Regions from separate parts of the Homo sapiens genome. Here all the other regions are linked to region 1. A link is a contact called in ENCODE Hi-C or POLR2A ChIA-PET data. All regions are on one chromosome and are shown on one strand. The core of a region is the stretch at or near the end of the contact, and the rest is flanking DNA. Distances in the headings are between cores, read along the strand shown.

Region 1 (3,627 bases), core at 457-2,956:
AGCCTTCATAGCTCAGACGTCTAACCCCCCCGGCCATTTTATTCTCTGGCCTTGTCTACATGTCTGCCAGCACAGCATTGCGAGGTGTGCAGCCTTTCAATTTAGTTTCTTTAGAAGAAATGGGCTCAGGCCGCGCATGGTGACTCACGCCTGTAATCCCAGCACTTTGGGAGGCCGAGGTGGGTGGACCACTTGAGGTCAGAAGTTCGAGACCAGTCTGGCCAACATGGCAAAACTCTGTATCTACTGGAAATACAAAACAAACAAATAACAACAACAACAACAAAAATGGGTTCAGACTGTAGGTAGAGAAGTATGTTATCCATGAAGATCACCTCTTTACAGGGCAACTTAAGAAGACTATAATTTTTTTATGAGGGTAGAGAATAGCCACACATATAAGGAAGGTGGGTTGATACCTGGAGCAGGTTTTACTGTGCTTTTCTCAGGACATCCGCTTGGATATGAAGATCATGTAGGTAATATGAAAGGCTATCCATTTAATTTGACATTTTGCATTGGGCTTATAACCATCAGGAGGACCAACTTTAATAAGAAATAAACTAATTCCATCAGTAGCACATATTTAAGCTACAGAAAACTGGGTTTCAGCTGAATCTAGACTCCATCTTCCCTGAATGTTCCATATGGCTTGCCCCCTTTGCTCAAATGTGTATAAGGCCTTTGCTCGAATGTGTGAGACTCTGACCCACCTGCTTCAAATTGCATTAGTCCCTTCCCCCACCCTACCCCATCTCTTTTACCTTGCTTCATTCTTCTTTTGTCCTGAGAGGGAAAAAGAAGAGGGGAGGCCGTGGAAGGGCTCCATCATTCAAAGTATTACATGTTGTGATTATTTTCTGTGTCTCCCCTAACCCCATGTAAGCCCCCGTCTACTCTTTTCACTACTGTTTTCCCAGTGCACATAGTAGGTGCTCAATATTTGTTCAATGAATACCGATGCCTGAGACCTTTCTGTACCAAGGGCTGGTTTCCTACTCCACAATGCACTGAACATATATAGGCAGGGTGGGCTGACGGAGGTGTAGGAATGAAATGGGCGCCTGTTCCTCCCAGTGATCTCAGTGTGCGACCTTGGGGGCGGGACGGGCGGCTAAACTGGGAAGGTGCGCGGATATGATACAGACAAACCTCATCATACCGTCCCTCCAAGAAATGCACTTGCCAGGCTGGCCTTCACTTTTCCTAATGCTCTTCAGTGAGTTTCACCTGTCAAATTCTGCTACACAGAGAGGGTGCAGAGAAACTGAATAATCCCTTTTTCTATTCTGAAAATAAAGCAAAACAAAACAGGATCTGCACACTTGTGTTGTGACTAGGCAGGCAAACTGGAGAACTGAGGCAAAAGCATCCTTATATCTAAATAATAGTAATGGAAACGTCGAAAAAAGTTATTTGCTGAGTCATGGCTGAGGATCCTGACTTCGCTAGTTTGGCAGATGCAAACAGGGCACGCAACTAGGAGTCCAGCAGGTTTTGCAGTGACCTGCGATGGTGGTGGGGAGCGGGCTTCTAGCTCAGCCCCCGGGCCCATTTTCACGCAGGGAGCGGCGCCCAGCTGGGGCGGGCTCTCCGCGAGGGGCGTGTCTCTGCCTGGCCTCGCCCGCCCCGGCCCGGCAGCGAATGAGCGGGCGCGCCGGGAGGGCGCGAGGTCAGGGGGCTGGGGACGCGCGTGGGGATCGCTACCCGGCTCGGCCACTGCTGGGCGGACACCTGGGCGCGCCGCCGCGGGAGGAGCCCGGACTCGGGCCGAGGCTGCCCAGGCAATGCGTTCACTCGGCGCAAACATGGCTGCGGCCCTGCGCGCCGCGGGCGTCCTGCTCCGCGATCCGCGTAAGTGGGTCTGTCGCGGCGGCCGCCAGGGCCAGGATCCCTGAGAAGGCGTGGGCAGAGCGGGCAGCTGGCGCCCGGGCCCTCGCGCCCGGGGGATTCGGGGAGCGGCCTTGGGGGTGCTGCGAGCAACCGGGCGAGGGGCGTCGCGGAGAAGGGAGGGCTGAGGGCAGCACTCAGGGCTCGGGAGGCCGCGGGGAGGGCGCCCGGATCCAGGAGGCGCAGGTTCAAGTCCCATCGGTCGGCTGGGTGGCTTGGAGCAGTGGCTGGAATTTCCCAGAGCCTTGGTTATTGTCACCTGCAATAACCAGGCTGTTGAGAAGATTACGCGAGGGAAGGTATGTTATGGGCCTGCCATAGAGGATAGTAAGGAAGGCATCTTCATCATCACCACCATGGACATCTGCCCTGCAGTTCCCTCCCTGCTGAGGAAAGCCCATGGTCCTTGGTCCCTCTGTGCCCACTTCTCCTTAGCAGCGGGACCCCCCGTGGGGCAGCCTGGGCTAGCGTTTTCTAGAGATATCTGGGGAACTTGTAAGACCCAGGAACAGCCTCCCACGTTTCTGATGCAAACCGTGAATAGGTTGTGACCACAGGATGAGCTGATGGGACTGTGGATCTCACACACCTGGCTGGGACAGCATTTCCAACTGTGACACCTTGAACAAGGCACCTAACCTCGCCAGAGCTTTGGTAAATGTACATTGAAATCCTAATTTTTTTTTTAAGGCTTGCCTTGAACATGAGCACCTTGCCTGGCACACAGTAGTACACAGGCATCCTCAAGATGTCTAGCCATTCATGCAGAAGGCTGCCACGAATAAGATGCTTATTCAATGCATCCGAACGGTGACTGGACACAGACCGGACATATTTTTCTAAGACGTTCGTCAGTCTGACACCTACTTGGAGTGGAGGGAATCCCCTCTGAACCTCCATATCTCATTAGACGTGCCTTTGTTAGGAAAATACTAAGGACCCAGTGTACAATGAGGCTAGCTCACTAAGGGCGCTGGGGGACAAAGGGCATTGTTTTTTAAGAAGAGGCAGCACAGTGCCAGTCGTGGGGCTGAAAGAAGTATTGAACTAATCTTTTCTTTCACTGACCTTTCCTGTGGCAAATAAAGTCTGACAGGTCCTAGATTTGAGGTCGTGGAACAATATGTGAAACTTTAAATTATTTGTAGTCTAGGTTAAAAGTGGAAAGATTCAGAAACGCTAGCAGAAGTAGATTTGGAGTCTTATTTGTGTTACAGACTTTGATTTGAAGGCATAGTTATAATACTTCATCATTTTGGTTGATAGGAAAAGATCAACTTCTGTGTGAGAAAACACTGAGGATTATTTCCGAAAATGAGTTCTGAAAGTAAAAGTGGAAAAGCAAAGTTTTATACTTTATGTATTTAGCATATTACAGAATTAATAAGAAGCTTCCGGGGGTGGGCCATATATTATCTGTCTGTTTAGCTATCTATATGAATTATTTTTTTTCTTGGTGCCTTTTTCTTTCCAAACTTTAAACGTTTTGTTTCTTTTGTTTTTTTAAGAGATGGAGTGTTGCTCTGTCGCTCAGGCTGGTGTACGGTGGTGCCATCATAGTTCACTGCAGCCTTGAAATCCTGGGATCAAGTGATCCTCCCGCCTCAGCCTCCCTGGTAGCTGGGATTACAGGCATGATCTAGTGTGCCTGGCCCCCCAAACATTTTTTTTCACTGAGCATATATTGTCTTATGTAATTAGAAAAACAATTCTAGGATAATAAAAGAGTTGTAGGGT
Region 2 (3,811 bases), core at 634-3,133, 160 kb before region 1:
AAACATGCACAAAGTTAGCTGTCATGGTTAGTGCAACATTGTTTTCTGTACCTGAGGTTTAAGCTTTGGAAAACTAAGACACAAATTCACTGTAGACACGTCTGTTAAGATGAAGGAGGAAAAGAGTAGGTTGGACTCTGAGGATGGGTAGGGCAATAGCCAGAATGAGCCTAGGAACTGATATATAAGGCAGGCCTAGCTGCGGAGCACTTGGAGGTGACCGTTTTGTGGCCCAAACACCAGCTTTTGCTCTTGAGTGTAGCTCAGTTTTTCATTGATGAATATTGTAGAAGAGCCTATGTCACAACTCCGAAATATTTGAAAGGATGGCATCATGTAAATCCAGAGCACAGTCTATTCAGAGCACTTTTAAAACATGCTTTGAAAATATTTTAATTAGCTCCAGATATCTAATAGTAAAGTTCAAATCCATGTGACATTTAAAGGCTTTTCAGTAATTTTCTTTGAGTTGTGCAGTGTGCAGGTACTCTTGATTTATTTCTGATTGCTGATTTAGGGACTATTTAAACCCCTAGTTTATTCTTTTTCTTTTTTTGAGATGGAATCTCACTCTGTTGCCCAGGCTAAAGTGCAGTGGCACAGTCTCGGCTCACTGCAACCTCCACCTCCCAGGTTCAAGCGATTTTTGTACTTCAGCCTTCTGAGTAGCTGGGATTACAGGCTCACGCCACCATGCCTGGATAATTTTCATATTCTTGGTAGAGACGGGGATTCATGATGTTGGCCAGGCTGGTCTCAAATTCCTGACCTCAAGTGATCCACCAAACTTGGCCTCCCAAAGTGCTGGGATTACAGGTGTGAGCCACTGCACCCGGCACTAAACCCCTAGTTTATCCTTAATGCTCTTCTCTCTATTCTTACACTAATTCCATTTTTTTCCTTTCTTTTTAAAAAGAGCTCTCGGAAGTTAGGATCAAAGTGTTAAAATAGCAAGTTGAGGCCAGTTAGATTTGCTATTGTTGGGAATTTATCCCTGGCATGATTTATTGATGGACAGCTGAAGGTTTGCTCACAAGAGTGGAGATGGGGTGGGAAGGAGATTGGTTGCTGGAAGGGAGAGAATCCTCTAGACAATTCAGCCAGAGCCTGCTTCCTCCCTAGACCTACAGGGGACAATGACAGTGAGCTCTGTTTCCTAAATAATGGATCAATCTTCCTGACTCAACTCAGAGTTCTATAGGGTGTCTTCACCTAAATCAGGTTAATTCGGGGGTAAGTTTTCAGGTTGGTAACATGTTGAATATATAAGAGCTTATAATAACATTAATTGAGTAAAAGTTATAAATAGTATTATGATAACAAGAGAGTTAAAGAGGATTGTTTTCATTGGAGTCCAGTTGCATTCAAGAGAGTCATTTTCTCTTTATAGGAGATGCAGGTTGATTGAAGTCTAGGTCTATGGAGAAGGGGAATGTGGAAAAGCAAAAAATATGCAAACATTTTGATTGGCTTTACATTTTATTTTATGTCAGAATCATAAGTATATATATTCTCTGTACTACTTGCCTTTGTGGGGTAGGGGCTGGAGATGGGGTGAGCATTGCTCAATCAAACCCAAGCCCTCATCACCATGTGCTACTGCACCCATGAAAGTACACAGAGATTTTAAAGGGGAAGCAAACATTGATTGGGAGGAGAAAATATCACAGCAGAAAAAAGTTCTAGAATACATTATCATTTTTCCTGGGGCCATGCTTTTTTTAAGAGGTGGAGCAGAAAGCATCTTTAATGGGCACTTCTTTAAAACTCCAAAACATTTTGAAGATGTTTTAATACATGTTGGATACTTCTATAGGTGTACCTTTTCTCTTAAATGCAAATCAGACTAGATGTTTGCACAAGGCCTGCATGAGTCATCCCTAGTTCAGCAGCCTGGCCTTATTTGCATTAAACACCAGTTGCAGTTCCTTCTGATTATTCTCTGCAAATAACTGTTAAACCTGGGTAAGCTGCAAAATTAAATTAAATTAAACTTTAAAATAGCATGTTAACCTTTGGGTAATTAGAAGAGAGAAAAGAAAACATGGTCATTTAGTTCTTATTTATATAACTTGTTACAAAAGGTAACCACAGTTTTTCCTTTTGTGCACATAGTCTTGGCAAAGGTGGATTCAGAATTTAAAGACATTAAGTAACAAATTTGCAGTACCTGACTGTGGAGTCCTCTGTTTGTTGGAATTAAGGAATTTGAAAGGCCCTCTCCGATGTTAAAGCTACACATTCAAGCCATATATTAGTTAGCTGGGGCTGCTGTAACAAGGTACCACACACAGAGCAGCTTAAAGAACAGAAGCTTATTGTCTCACAAATCTGGAAGCCAGAAGTTCAAGATCAAGGTTTTGCACGGCCATCTTCCCTGTGAGGGTGCTGGGGAAGGATCTGTTTCAGGATTCTCTCCTAGTTTCTGGAAGTTCCTTGGCTTGTGGCAGCATGTCTCCAAGGGATTTTATTCTGGTTACCCCTTATATGTCCTTGGGCAAAGAACTTAACCTCTCAGTTACAGTTTCTTTATTTGTAGAATGGGGATAATAATTTGATCCTCAAACAAAGTAAGCTAATGCGAATACATAGTGGAGAGCCTGATGCATAGAACACATAGTTAGCTCTCTGTAAACGCACGCCACCATCATCCTAGGAAAACATGGGGAGTTTCAGAAGCCTTACATCAGAAGTCTTACCATGGGTGCTTAAACTGATCAGATTTGTAGGAGAAGCTTGGACACACTCCTTATATTTGACCTGTTCAAACTCTGAAAGCCAGAACAGATAGAATTGCTGACTGTTGGTAGGAAGCTCTGTAGATATTTCAAGCCAAATGCAAGTATTTCCAAGGGACCTATAAAATATTAACCATATGTTTGCAGTAGAATCTTGGTCCAAAACTTAGGATATGAACTCTGCTGCCTTGGAAGAGTTTGTAATCTAAGTTGAGTACTCTAAGCTGACTTGAAATACAGCATAAGAGACAGTGATTAAATATCTCAGACCCAGAATTTGTAAAGGTGTTAACCTTCAGATGGAATGAGAGGTAAGGCTCTGTCGACCAGTCTTAGATGTTCAGGAAACCATGATAGTATCTAGAAAAGATACCAAGTAAGTGCCCTAATCATACTTAATGTGCCAATCACCTTAGTGTCTGTTTAAGCTTTGGAACATGTTTACATATAAATATTTGGAAATTTGAGACAGATTTACAAATGAAAAGGAGCCATGTGGGAATTTTAAGAGCATCTGTTTGTATTTGCAGCTGAAGCCACAGCTTTGGATACAGATCACTAAGGAGAGCCACTGACTTTTCTTTCTTTCTCTTTTTTTTTTTTTTTTGAGATAGAGTTTTGCTCTTGTCACCCAGACTGGAGTGCAGTGGTGGGGTCTCAGCTCACTGCAACCTCCACCTCCCGGGTTCAAGCAATTCTCCTGCCTTAGCCTCCCAAGTAGCTGGGATTGCAGGTGCCTGCCACCACGCCTGGCTAATTTTTGTATTTTTAGTAGAGATGGGGTTTCACCATGTTGGCCAGGCTGGTCTTGAACTCCTGACCTTAGGTGATCCACCCACCTCGGCTTCCCAAAGTGCTGGGATTACAGGTATGAGCCACCACGCCCGGCCTGGGCCACTGACTTTTCAAGCTATCTTTGTCTCTGGCCCCTCTCCAAGGCACTCAAGGTCCATTGTCCTTAGTGCTAAGTAATGGTTGGGGATCTTTGCTGAGGATCAGCAAGGGCTCTTGGAGGAAATGGTGGACCCAGACTACATTTCATGCAGCTCACCATCCTTAGGAGGGAGATGGAA
Region 3 (3,973 bases), core at 1,201-3,700, 220 kb before region 1:
GACCAACATGGTGAAACCTGTCTCTACTAAAAATACAAAAATTAGCCTGGCCTGGTGGCTGTGCCTGTAACCCCAGCTACTCGGGAGGCTGCGGCAGGAGAATTGCTGGAACCCAGGAGGTGGAGGTTGCAGTGAGCCGAGATCACACCACTGCACTCCAGCCTGTGCAACAGAGCGAGCCTCTGTCTAAAAAAAAAAAAAAAAAAAGATATTTGATTGGCTCATAGATGTACCCAAGCAACTAGAAAACTGCCTGACACACAGTAGGCACTCACACTCAAATCTTTGTTGAATGAAAGAATATTATTTTATTTTGAGACAGAGCCTCGCTCTGTTGCCCAGGCTGAAGCGCAGTGGCACAGTCTCGGCTCACTGCCTGCCACCTCAGTCTCCCAGGTTCAATTGATTCTCCTGCTTCAGCCTCTTGAGTAGCTGGGACCACAGGCGCCCGCCACCATGCTTGGCTAATTTTTGTATTTTTAGTACAGGTGGTGGCTCATGACTGTAATCCCAGCACCTTGGGGGGCTGAGGCAGGTGGACCGCTTGAACTGGGGAGTTCAAGACAAGCCTGGGCAACATAGTGAAACCCAACCCTGTCTCTATAAATAAATAAACAAGTAAATAAATGCAGACATCAGAATGGTATTGATCAGATCTAGGTACAGGTGTAGATTGGATGCGTCCTTGTTTAGTCTCTTCTATGTAACATTTTCTTGGACAGGTTGAGCACTTGGTAGTGGATCTGCAAGGAGGGGGTGCCCCCTTTAGTCTGGAATCCCCTCTTGATTCCTAGGTTTGCTGGCATTTATCCAGATAGGGGCAGAGTCTTCCTAAACGGCTTCCCTCCTTTGGAGTCTGCTGCTCCTTGCATGCCATAACCCAGTCTTGAGAACCTGGCTCACCTTCCATTGCTCCCCTCTCCCAGTCAGTTGCAGGTTGTGGCCACTTCGTGCCCTATCTCTCTTCTGTGGTGTCCCTTGAATTTCCTCCTTTTTACTTCCCCTGGCAACTCCTCCGTATGTCGCTGTCCCAGCCTCTCAAGTGATTCTCCCATCTTCAGTTTTATCCTCTCTAGACTATCTCCCTATTATTTTCCCTAAAACACAACCTTGATCATGCTCATGCTCGGTCCTAAATTGTCAACGGTTTGCAGGTGCTACCAAAAACAAGTCTAAATGTCTTAGATCAACCAGTGTCACCAACAGGCCCTATGTTCTCTTGCATCGGTACCTTTGTTCTGTCGTTAGCTTCAGAATATAAGTGCTGGAAGAGACCATCTGGTCCAATCTCATTTTACAAATGAGGAAACTGAGGCCTGGATAGATTGAGTGACTGACCAGCACCTAGTCAGAGATCAAGTTTGACTCATGAAAAAGAAGCCTAGAGCAGCCTCGGGGTTGGTATCAGACAAGATTCTACCAGTTGGCCACCCGTTGAATACCCTCTCTACACAACTCTGATCCTTAAAGCTGTGGATCTTTGAGTCCCATCAAGCACGGCCTCCTGTAGGAAGCCTCTGTGATGACCCAGTTGGGAGTCTGGACTCTTGGGCATAGATGTGAGCCTCTAGGTGACTGGGAATCGTGTGGGAGTCCTGGCTCCCCTACTGCATTTTAAGCAAACTCTGATCTTTGATTTTCCTCCATTCTTATCCCAACGACTCGGTCCATAGTCGGGGAGCGGCAAAAGTCTACTCAAGAAGGAGGGTAATGTCTATACTGCCAGGGAGGCACGATTCACCCGCTCAGACACCAGCCAGCAACGAGGCGCTGAGTCCAAAATTTCCACCTACACCGCGTGGTTCACGGGCCGCACCTTAACTCCTTTTGACTCCAAACCCAAAAAAACTCGATAGCGTTTGGACTCGGCAGAAAGCCTGCTGGCTGCAATCACAGGATACGTTTCTGGAAGTCTTGAGGCGCAGCCTCTTTCTTCACCCTCCACGCGGCGAACTTTGACGCGCATTCGGTGACCGGTCCCCAAACATGACTTGGCATCAAGAGGACACAGCTCCCCTTACCGAGGGAGCTCAGGTCCCGGGCGCGCCGCGGCCCCGCCAGCTTTCCAGGCTGGCTCAGTCCTCGACCCGGGGTGACGGCCAAGCCAGCCAAGGGCAGCGGGAAAGTGACGCTGGGCTGGAGAGGTGTGGTGGCGAGTGCGGCCCCCGGGGAGCTAAGAGCAGCCGCAGCAACTGGGTCTCAGGCTGGGCGAGGCAAGGGCTCGTAGGCTGGGCTCGGAAGACTGAAAGGGGTGCCCACCTGACTCCAGGACGCACGGAGGGCGTGGGGCAGGAGCTGGACCTGGGCCGCCTCGGGCCGCCCCGGGGCTTGCAGTCCAGCCCCTCTCCGCCCTAGGGAGGGAAAAAGGGAGGGGAGAAGGCCGAGCCCGCCTCCAGCCCCAGCCCCAGCCCCAGCGAGGCTCGGCGGCCGCGGCTGCTGGAGGGAAACCAGAGGCACCTCCCCGAGCGGAGAAACCAGTTTGGCCGGTCCGGCGGAGCGGAGGCAAAAGGGCGGCTGCAGAGGAAGGGTGCACGGACGCGGGGCGGGGAAAGGCGGGGGAGCCACTAGCGAGCCGCGAGAGCCGGAGGTGCCGCCGCCAACTAGACACGCTTCCCCGGGCCCCCGGCCAGCCCCCGTGCGCCATGCAGCGCTAGCGCGGCGGCCAGGGCTGGGGCCGGGCGGGCGGCGGCAGCGGCCAGGTGCGCAGCGAGCGCTCCGAGCGGCGCGCACCAGGCGGATGCCCCAGCCGGGGCCCAGCGAACGCCAGGTAAGCAGGGGTGCGGCGCCGGGGGCCCCCAGACCTTCCCAAGCCCCTTGGCCCGGCGGTGTCCTGCAGGTTCCCTGGCCGCTCCCGCCGCACTTTGGAGATCCGGGATGCGGCGGCAGCAGCTGTCAGCGCCCTCGGACTCCCGAGCCCGCACAGGTGGGATTTGGGTGGAGGTGCTGGGAGCCCCCGAGGCCTCGGGGACGGCGAGACACGGCCGGCTGGGCAGGCAGCGCTGCGGAGAGTTCCGTGGGGTTTTCACCTGCCTAGAGGAGGGAAATCTCGGGGTGTTTGGGTTCTTCGATCGGTAGCGACACACATGTCCGGGGGTTAAGCCAGGTAGGGCTTGCGGCTCCTTGGGGGATGCCGCTGGCTCCTGTGCGGTGGCTACCGCCCCTCTGGAAGACCCCGGTGACCGGGTCCTGCTGGGGCGCTCTTTGGGAGCAGATGCCAACGTGTCCGAAAAGGACTTGCGGGCCAAACGTATCTGACCGCGGCCCACCTGCCGGGAGGGATGGAGGGGGTGAGATCGCTCTCCTCCCCAGCTCCTGTGGCAGGGCCAGGTACTCCCAGACATCTTCCGTGCGCTTTATTGTGGGATGGGGAGGGGAGGTGATGGGGAAGACCGACACCACTGTTTTTCCGGTGACTGTCGGGTCGCGTCCGCCAGCCCCGCTGAGATGGCTGCAGGCATCTCCTTCCCTCAGCAGTTTGGTGCCCTGCGCTGTCACCTCGCTGTGTGCACGAGGAGGGGCAACTTGTTGGGGGGCGCGGGGAGATGTTGCAGAGAATGGCCCAGTGCTTTAACACCCCTCGCCCCCACTTCTCCAACTCCCTCCTTCTCCCCAAAGTGAAAGAAAAGTTCTGAAGTGTCTGCCCAACTTTTCCGACGGAGGCGTGTGCCTGTGGTCCCTGCCGGGGGTTGGTGGCTGGTTGCGGGGGGGGGCGGTGCTCGGAGCGCAGATCCGTGACGGTTGTACGGGGGAGACTGGATTGCAGTAAGGATGCAAATTGGGGAAGGGGGATTGACACGCAGAAGTAAGGAGGACTTGGGCCGCGCTTCTGCCCGGTGAGTACCCGCTCAACCCTACCCGACCCCCTTGGCCTGCACGCGCTGCCCTTGGGGGCTGCAAGCTCTTCCTGGGTAGCTCCAGACGCCGCCGAGTTCCTCTCCCGGAAACTGGCCTCCCTGTTGGCGTGAGAAAATAT

What was found. A loop is a pair of places that touch in the nucleus more often than their neighbours do. ChIA-PET counts read pairs that join two places held with the same protein, here RNA polymerase II (POLR2A). Pooled maps may share reads with other maps.
Region 2: a loop to region 1 is called in a map with no recorded cell type, with 7 times the contacts of the local background. The contact joins the enhancer-like site here to the promoter of FECH in region 1. A Hi-C loop is called at or near these places in 1 of 37 single-sample maps with no recorded cell type and 4 of 50 pooled maps. POLR2A ChIA-PET finds 5 or more read pairs at or near these places in 3 of 52 experiments (GM12878, H1 and Panc1).
Region 3: a loop to region 1 is called in a pooled map, with 4 times the contacts of the local background. The contact joins the promoter of ATP8B1 here to the promoter of FECH in region 1. A Hi-C loop is called at or near these places in 4 of 50 pooled maps. POLR2A ChIA-PET finds 5 or more read pairs at or near these places in 3 of 52 experiments (CD4-positive, alpha-beta T cell, GM12878 and Panc1).

What each region holds. Positions count from the first base shown.
Region 1 is chr18:57,584,781-57,588,407 of GRCh38, reverse strand. FECH (ferrochelatase) reads left to right here and starts at 1,706. Exons shown (of 11, transcript NM_000140.5): 1 at 1,706-1,854. The coding sequence starts at 1,788. RefSeq lists silencers at 1,525-1,884, 1,895-1,954, 1,965-2,014.
Region 2 is chr18:57,746,988-57,750,798 of GRCh38, reverse strand. The region is part of intron 1 of ATP8B1 (ATPase phospholipid transporting 8B1); the gene reads left to right. Among named protein-coding and RNA genes, the nearest start is that of ATP8B1, 54 kb to the left of the region's middle. Within about 2 kb of position 1,883, at least 7 of the 41 ENCODE cell types and tissues checked have a DNase peak (open chromatin) inside an H3K27ac peak, as active enhancers do; they include Panc1, where a contact is called at or near this core.
Region 3 is chr18:57,801,792-57,805,764 of GRCh38, reverse strand. It overlaps ATP8B1 (ATPase phospholipid transporting 8B1), which reads left to right and starts at 2,450. Exons shown (of 28, transcript NM_001374385.1): 1 at 2,450-2,767. RefSeq lists an enhancer at 2,193-2,830.